Linked DNA regions of Homo sapiens: region 1 is linked to region 2. Evidence: chromatin contacts called from ENCODE Hi-C data. All regions are on one chromosome and are shown on one strand. Each heading gives the region's core, a stretch centred on a gene start or an enhancer-like site at or near the end of the contact. The rest is flanking DNA. Distances are from core to core; before and after follow the strand shown. Region 1 has its middle 8.4 kb from the start of MIR590. Region 2 has its middle 160 kb from the start of TSL.

Evidence for each region. Hi-C counts contacts between places; a loop is a spot of excess contacts on that map.
Region 1: a map of GM11168 shows a loop between it and region 2 (614-fold over the local background). The contact joins two enhancer-like sites. A Hi-C loop is called at or near these places in 2 of 168 maps with a recorded cell type or tissue (GM11168 and K562).

Annotation. Positions count from the first base shown.
Region 1 is chr7:74,197,409-74,201,692 of GRCh38, reverse strand. No RefSeq gene overlaps it. Among named protein-coding and RNA genes, the nearest start is that of MIR590, 8.4 kb to the right of the region's middle. Within about 2 kb of position 1,897, at least 3 of the 41 ENCODE cell types and tissues checked have a DNase peak (open chromatin) inside an H3K27ac peak, as active enhancers do.
Region 2 is chr7:27,457,716-27,461,698 of GRCh38, reverse strand. It overlaps the pseudogene EIF4HP1. Among named protein-coding and RNA genes, the nearest start is that of TSL, 160 kb to the left of the region's middle. Within about 2 kb of position 2,103, at least 3 of the 41 ENCODE cell types and tissues checked have a DNase peak (open chromatin) inside an H3K27ac peak, as active enhancers do.

The sequences.
Region 1 (4,284 bases), core at 648-3,147, about 47 Mb before region 2:
AAAATTAGCCGGGCATGGTGGCGCGCGCCTGTAGTCCCAGCTACTCGGGAGACTGAGGCAGGAGAATCGCTTGTACCCGGAAGGTGGAGGTTGTGGTGAGCCGAGATGGCGCCACTGCACTCCTGCCTGGGCAACAAGATCCAAACTCTGTCTCAAAAAAAAAAAAAAAAAAAAAAAGTAGAATGGGCTGGTGGTGGCTCACGTCTACAATCCCGGCACTTTGGGAGGGGGAGGCGGGTGGATCACCTGAGGTCAGGAGTTTGAGACCAGCCTGGCCAACATGGCGAAACCCCATCTCTACTAAAAACACACAAAAAATTAGCCTGGTGTGATGGCACGCACCTGTAGTCCCAGCTACTCACGAGGCTGAGGCAGGAGAATCATTTGAACTCGGGAGGTGGAGACTGCAGTGACCTGAGATGGCGCCACTGCACTCCAGCCTGGGCAACAAGATCGAAACTCTGTCTCAAAAAAAAAAAAAAAAAAAAAAAAAAAAAAAAAAAAAAGAATGAATAAGTGAATAAGACCTACTATTTCATAGCACAACAGGGTGACTATAGTCAATCATATCTTAATTGTATATTTTAAAAATAACTTAATGTAATCGGATTGTTTGTAACTCAAAGGATAAATGCCTGGGGGGATGGATGCCCGTTCTCCATAATGAGCTTATTTCATATTACATGCCTGTATCAAAACATTACATGTAGCCCATAAATATATACATCTACTATGCACACACACACACACACACAATTTTTTTTTTAGACAGTGTCAGCTCTGGAGTGCTATGGCACGATCTCATTTCACCACAACCTCCACTTCCCAGGTTCAAGCGATTCCCCTGCCTCAGCCTCCTGAGTAGCTGGGATTACAGGCGCTACAGGCGCCTGCCACCACGCCCAGCTAATTTTTGTATTTTTAGTAGAGATGAGGTTTCACCACGTTGGGAAGGCTGGTCTCAAACTCCTGACCTCAAGTGATCCACTCACCTTGGCAAAGTGCTGTGACAGGCATGAGCCACCGTGCCTGGCCCCACAAAAATTTTTAAATTTTAATGTTTAAATTTAAAATTTTTTTATTTTTATTATTATTTTTTGAGACAGAGTCTCACTCTTGTTGCCCAGGCTGGAGTACAGTGGTGCAATCTTGGCTCACTGCATCCTCCACCTCCTGGGTTCAAGCGATTCTCCTGCTTCAGCCTCCCGAGTAGCTGGGATGACAGGCAGGAGCCACCACACCTGGCTAATTTTTGTATTTTTAGTTGAGACAGAGTTTCGCCATGTTGGCCAGGCTGGTCTCAAACTCCTGACCTCAGGTGATCTGCCTGCCTCGGCCTCCCAAAGTACTGGGATTACAGGGGTGAGCCACCACACCCAGGCCTGTTATATTGTATATATTTTATCACCGTTTTTTAAAAAAAATTTTATGCTAGGCCCAGGCTGGTCTTAAACTCCTGACCTCAAGCCATCTCCCCACCTTGGCCTCCCAAAGTGCTGGGATTACAGGCGTGACCACGGTACCTAGCCTCATACATTCCTTAAAGCTGACTAAAGCTATCGTTTTTTTTTTTTGGAGACGGAATCTCACTCAGGCTGGGGTGTAGTGGTGGAATCTCAGCTTACCGCAACCTCCACCTCCTGGGTTCAAGTGATTCTCCTGCCTCAGCCTCCCTAGTAGCTGGAACTGTGAGCCACCATGCCCGGCTAATTTTTGTGTTTTTAGCAGAGATGGGGTTTTGTCATGTTGGCCAGGCTGGTCTCAAACTGCTGACCTTAAGTGATCCATCCGCCTCAGCCTCCCAAAGCGCTGGGATTATAGGCATGAGTCACCTCGCCAAGCCTCTGGTGAGCATATTCTTAACTTCAGAGTATAATGCATGAGAAAGACTTCTACCGATTCCAAGGAATCTAGGTGCAATTTAAAGAATTTCTGGGCTACCTGAAACCCTCCTCTGACACCCCCGCCATCCCAATCTCGTTTAGAAGGACAAGCTCAGCCGCTTACCTCGTCTCCCACGGTGAAGGAAAGAACAGGATATAGGTTATCTGCAGTGTCCAAACCGAGTACCGAAGAACCTGCCGCAGTGAAATAGTGTGCTTTGATTTGTATATTCAGTATTTTACAGAGTTACAGGGTGTTTACAGATGGGGAACAGTAGGTTATAATTTTAAGTACATAGTATTCATTATTTTTCTTTCATGACCAAAACATGCAAAGGGAAGACTTGTTTTTTTTTTTTAGACTGAGTCTTGCTCTGTCGCCCAGGCTGGAGTGCAGTGGCGCGATCTCGGCTCACTGCAAGCTCCCCCTCGGGTTCACGCGATTCTCCTGCCTCAGCCTCCCGAGTAGCTGAGACTACAGGTGCGTGTGCCACCACGCCAGGATAATTTTTGTATTTTTAGTAGAGATGGAGTTTCACCATGTTGGCCAGGATGGTCTTGATCTCCTGACCTCGTGATCGGCCCACCTCAGCCTCCCAAAGTGCTGGGATTACAAGCGTGAGCCACCGAGCCCAGTCTAGGAAAACCCTTAAGACTGGAAGTGTTCATGAGTCTGTCAACCTCACAAATGAGAAAGTGACTTAAAACATCTCAGCATTGGCCTGGCGTGGTAGCTCATGCTTGTAATCCTAGCACTTTCGGAGGCCAAGGTGGGAAGATCTCTTGAGCTTAGGAGTTTGAGAAGAGTCTGGGCAACATGGTGAAACCTCTACAAAAATTGAAATAGGCCAGGTGCAGTGGCTCACGCCTGTAATCCCAGCCCTTTGGAGGCCAAGGTGGGTGGATCCACCTGAGGTCAGGAGTTTGAGACCAGCCTGCCCAACATGGTGAAACCCCATCTCTACTAAAAACACAAAAATTAGCTGGGCGTGGTGGCATGTGCCTATAATCCCTGCTACTAGGGAGGCTGAGGTGGGAGGATCGCTGGAACCCAAGAGGCGGAGGTTGCAGTGAGCTGAGATTACACCATTGCACTCCACCCTGGGTGGCAGAGCATGACTCTGTCTCAAAGAAAAATAAATACAAAATAAAATAAAATCTTAAAACATCCAGCCAGGCGCAGTGGCTCATGCCTGTAATCCCAGCACTTTGGGAGGCAGAGGCAGGTGGATTACCTGAGGTCAGGAGTTCGAGATCAGCCTGGGCAACACGGTGAAAACCTGTCTCTACTAAAAATGCAAAATTAGCCGCGCGTGGTGGCCCATGCCTATAATCACAGCTACTCAGGAGGCTGAGGCAGGAGAATCGCTTGAACCTGGGAGGTGGAGGATACAGTAAGCCGAGATCGTGCCATTGCATTCCAGCCTGGGCAACAAGAGTAAATCTCCATCTCACCAAAAAAAAAAAAAAAAAAAAAAAAAACAAAAACCAAAAAAACAAAACATCCAGATGTGGCCAGGGTCTGACTTCAGAGAAGCCCAGTGAGCCTGGCCCCAGTGACCAGCTCCCTGGGAAGTCTTCCTTCAGGTTTTAGGCCGTTTCACCACCCTAAAGGCAAGGTCAACCCGTGTTCTAGGTTAATCAGCTCTTCTTGTTCTAGACTTAATCTCTGTTAAGTAATGTCCTTCATTGAGAAAACCAGGCTATTCCCTAGAAATCACCAACTAAAAATAGATGTCAGGGCCAGGCATGGTGGCTTGTGCCTATAATCCCAGCAATTTGGGAGACTGAGGTGGGTGGATCACTTGAGGTCAGGAGTTTGAGACCAGCCTAGTCAACATGGTGAAACCCCATCTCTACTATACAAAAATTAGCTAGGCATGGTGGTGGGTGCCTGTAGTCCCTGATACTTGGGAGGCTGACAAGAGGATCATTTGAACCCGTGAGGCGGAGGCTGCAGTGAGCCGAGATCACGCCACTGCACTCCTGTCTGGGTGACAGAGGGAGACCCTGTCTCTGAAACACCGGTCCTCTCTACCACCTACTCTTGGGTAGAAAGTAGTTGAAGCAAAAGAGTTACTCTAGGCTCCCACCTGAACAGCCCTTGCCTGCCTTACTAAAATTTAGTCGTGGTCCGGGGTCCTCCATCACCAGACAATGCTCCTACCTCAAGGTAGGCAAGGTCTGCCTTGGCCAGGCCCTTCCAAAGTCAGCCAGGACTTTGCCAAACACGCATTCATGCCCCGCACCTTGCCCACTCAGCTCTTCTTTGTCTGCCTAAGTCAATTTTAACACTATCCAATACCAACCTATAGCAGCACCTCCCCAGAGTCAGGATCTGCTGTCAGGAAGCAGCAGCCCTCCCAGCCATGAGGGGCACCTAGAATTTCGTTTACAAGCA
Region 2 (3,983 bases), core at 854-3,353:
CCACTCAAGCTGCCTAGTTTTTAAATTTTTTTTTGTACAGATGAGGTCTTGCTACGTTGCCTGGGCTAGTTTTGAACTCCTGGGCTCAAGCGATCCTTTTGCCAAAGTGCTGGGATTACAGGTGTGAGCCATCGCACCCGTCACAGAACAAACATTTCTTGACATGGATGCAACTATCTTAGGATAGTTGTATCTGGAAAGAATTTGCTTCCAGAGACTTGGCTTTTAAAAGCCTACTGAAGATAGAAGGTAAATTCAGCCAGAAATACATCCACGTGATTTGGTTCAGTAAAATTCCATGTGCTCTGTGAAGCTATTACTTTATCTTTCACTACCTGTGTTGAACAATTCTAAAACAGAACTGTCTTATTGACTTGGTTTCAGGCTTATCTGGAAAGGTGGGCATAATAACTTCTCTGTAGCTCAAAACTCATGGGATGTGTGGCTAGAAGTCTTAGGTTAGTGTCCCAGAATTGTTCTGAGTGGCTCTGTGAGTATCTCTGTGGCAGGCACAGCTAGCAGCCTACTAGTTATTACTCTCTTTTCACCTTCCATTTCAGAAACATCATTTTACCTAGAGCAGCAATGTGTCCTACTCAAAATACTCACATCCCCATACTTCCTTGCAGCTGGGGCTGATACTTCATTTTCTAATTATCTTATTAGTACTGAGTAATCCCTTTAATTGCAAGCATTGTTCTAATCTTGATTTTATTCACAGAATATTACATTAAAAAGGAAATAGTGGTTTCACCAAGACCCCAGTGAGATGAACCAGGCTAAACCTTTGCCCATAACTTATTGTCCACTTATCTAAAAAAGGAGTCATTCTAGAACTAAGCTTCATTTGAAGTGTGGCATCAGGGAGCTTTGACACTAGAGCAAGATCCTTAGCAGAAGAATGAATCAGGGTTTAAATCAGGAAATCTTTAATTCAGAAAAAAGTATTTAACATTTAATAAGATTTCAAATAATGTTCACTGTTGACTATCTTTTTAAAAATAAAGACCCTGGCTAGGCGCGGTGGCTCATGCCTGTAATCCCAGCACTTTGGGAGGCCGAGGTGGGCGGATCACGAGGTCAGGAGTTCAAGACCAGCCTGGCCAACATGGTGAAACCCAGTCTCTACTAAAAACACAAAAATTAGCTGGGCGTGGTGGCATGCATCTGTAATCCCAGCTACCTGGGAGGCTGAGCCTGGAGAATTGCTTGAACCTGGGAGGCAGAGGTTGCAGTGAGCTGAGAGCGCGCCACTGCACTCCAGCCTGGGCAACAGAGCAAGATTGTGTCTCTAAATAAATAAATAAGACCCCAAGATTGAAGAATCATAGGTACTTTAAAAATTGTCTTTATACTTTTCCATATGTTTTCAAATTTTCTACAGTGAAGATCTACTACTTCATAACCAGAAAATAAAGATATTTTGGAGTACAGTAAAAGAGTTTAGAAGAAAAAAGAAAGGCCTAATAAATATAATTTCCTTAGAGAACACTAGATATTACATAAGATAATATTAAGAAAAACATCAACCTTAATATTTTCATCAGATGTGCTTTTGAGTGTCAGTTGCAGTTTGTTTCTGTCATGTGTGTGTTCCAAGTAACTGAAGTTTTTAATGTCCAAGAATTCAATAATGTACTCTAAAATTCCCACTGATCTAATAATTTTTCTCCTTATGGACATGCATGAAAAAGCCCATTATCTTCAATGCAGAATTCTGCTTGCAGAAATGGCCTAAATGTTGTTGGAAACAATAAGAATTGAGCAATCCAAATAACGCCAGCCTAACACTAGTATGACATTTGGTTAGGGAAGATGTCCCAAGAGAAATGTAAACTATTTGAAAACATTCTGTTACTAAAACTTGGACATAAAAAGAATGACAAATGGACTGGATGCAACAACTTAATTCTAAGCACGCATGGGTTTGGCTGCTGTGAATGCATTTTAACATGTACAGTTTTTCATGTTCTCTTATATGGATATCATCCCCACCACATGAAGAAAGATCAATTGACATTTACTACTTGCCGAAGAACAGGTTAGAAGCAATCAGCAACCTCACTTCTGGCCTGGAATCAAGCCGAGTGAGTCACAGAATCCTAGAACCTTGGTGAGAGTCCCATCCAATCTTCCTCCCCAAGTACACCCCTGGGGACCAATGACAACCATCTGCTTAAGAGCTATTACTCTGTCCCCCAAATTAAAAGCTACAGATTGTCAAACAGAAGGAATACAAGAACAACAGAGTAAAATGACCAGATCTGAAACCATTTGTAGAATGGATAATCCCCAGACAGCTTCAGATGCATGTGGCTGAGACCTCAGAAAGTGCAAGTCAAGTGAGAGGGAGTGACGGGTGGAGGCTTTGTTTCCATTCAAATGGGACCAGTTGATAAATGGGTCCAGGAACCCCAGACAGTGTGTGGATGCTATTGCTACATCTTCCCTGCTTACAGTCCAGCTCCATTTGGGAGAATGTGTACAAAGGCTTTTTGGTCCGAGTGGTTTCTTTATGGACAGATTTACTCTTTCAAGACATTTTTTAAGGCAAAGGAAGTGTAATTGGAAACCTGCAGCATGTCAAGAGTTAGCTATTCTCTTGGAAAAAGTAGAATGATTCAGTGAACACTTTGAAGCATGCAATGTGTGATCAATATGTGAGGAGAGAGGATCAAGATGAGGAAATCCTAACTAGGAAAAGAGAAGAGAAGAGGATTTCAGTGTTAACACCATTTAAAAGCCAAGCATTCCTCTGATAATGAACTCTTGCTACAAACCACAAGGGACAACTGCCTTTTGCTTTATTAAAAAATAAAAAGGGGTTCCTCTCGGAGCGGAGACGGCAAATGGCGGACTTCGACACCTACGACGATCAGGCCTACAGCAGCTTCGGCAGCGGCAGAGGGTCCCGCGGCAGTGCTGGTGGCCATGGTTCCCGTAGCCAGAAGGAGTTGCCCACAGAGCCCCCCTACACAGCATACGTAGGAAATCTACCTTTCAATACGGTTCGGGGCGACATAGATGCTATCTTTAAGGATCTCAGCATAAGGAGTGTACGGCTAGTCAGAGACAAAGACACAGATAAATTTAAAGGATTCTGCTATGTAGAATTCGATGAAGTGGATTCCCTTAAGGAAGCCTTGACATACGATGGTGCACTGTTGGGCGATCGGTCACTTCGTGTGGACATTGCAGAAGGCAGAAAACAAGATAAAGGTGGCTTTGGATTCAGAAAAGGTGGACCAGATGACAGAGGCTTCAGGGATGACTTCTTAGGGGGCAGGGGAGGTAGTCGCCCAGGCGACCGGCGAACAGGCCCCCCCATGGGCAGCCGCTTCGGAGATGGCCCTCCCCTCGGTGGATCCAACATGGATTTCAGAGAACCCACAGAAGAGGAAAGCGCACAGAGACCACGACTCCAGCTTAAACCTCGAACAGTCGCGACGCCCCTCAATCAAGTAGCCAATCCCAACTCTGCTATCTTCGGGGGTGCCAGGCCTAGAGAGGAAGTTGTTCAAAAGGAGCAAAAATGAGCCTGCGGTTGGGAGGGAATGGGGCGTGGGGGGTTAGAGCAGGACCACAGCCTGGTGAGTCCCCGGGCAGCCGTCCTGCAGCCGCCACTCCTGCGCCTGCCATTGGCCTCCTCACAGCGGAAACACAGCTTGTGAGTGCATGTCAGCTGTTAACAAGTGGTTTTTAGTACATTCTGGGCTTTGCTGTATCTATCTAGTGCCTGTTTGTGCGTTTTTTTCTTTCTTCCGCTGCTTCCCCATTTTCCTTCTGTCCTTTTTCTCCTGCTCCTTGTTTTCCCAGCAGCACACGGGGTTCCTCGGAGGAGCAGAGGTGGCCGCCGTGGGGGGGCGTTTGGGCTGCGGTGCTGCGTCATTTTTCCTTTGCTTTCTCTTTACTTTAGACACTGGCCCAACTCCAGGAGTTTCCTTTCATTCCCTCAGTGCTTCTCTTCTGACCTGCATGTTGAG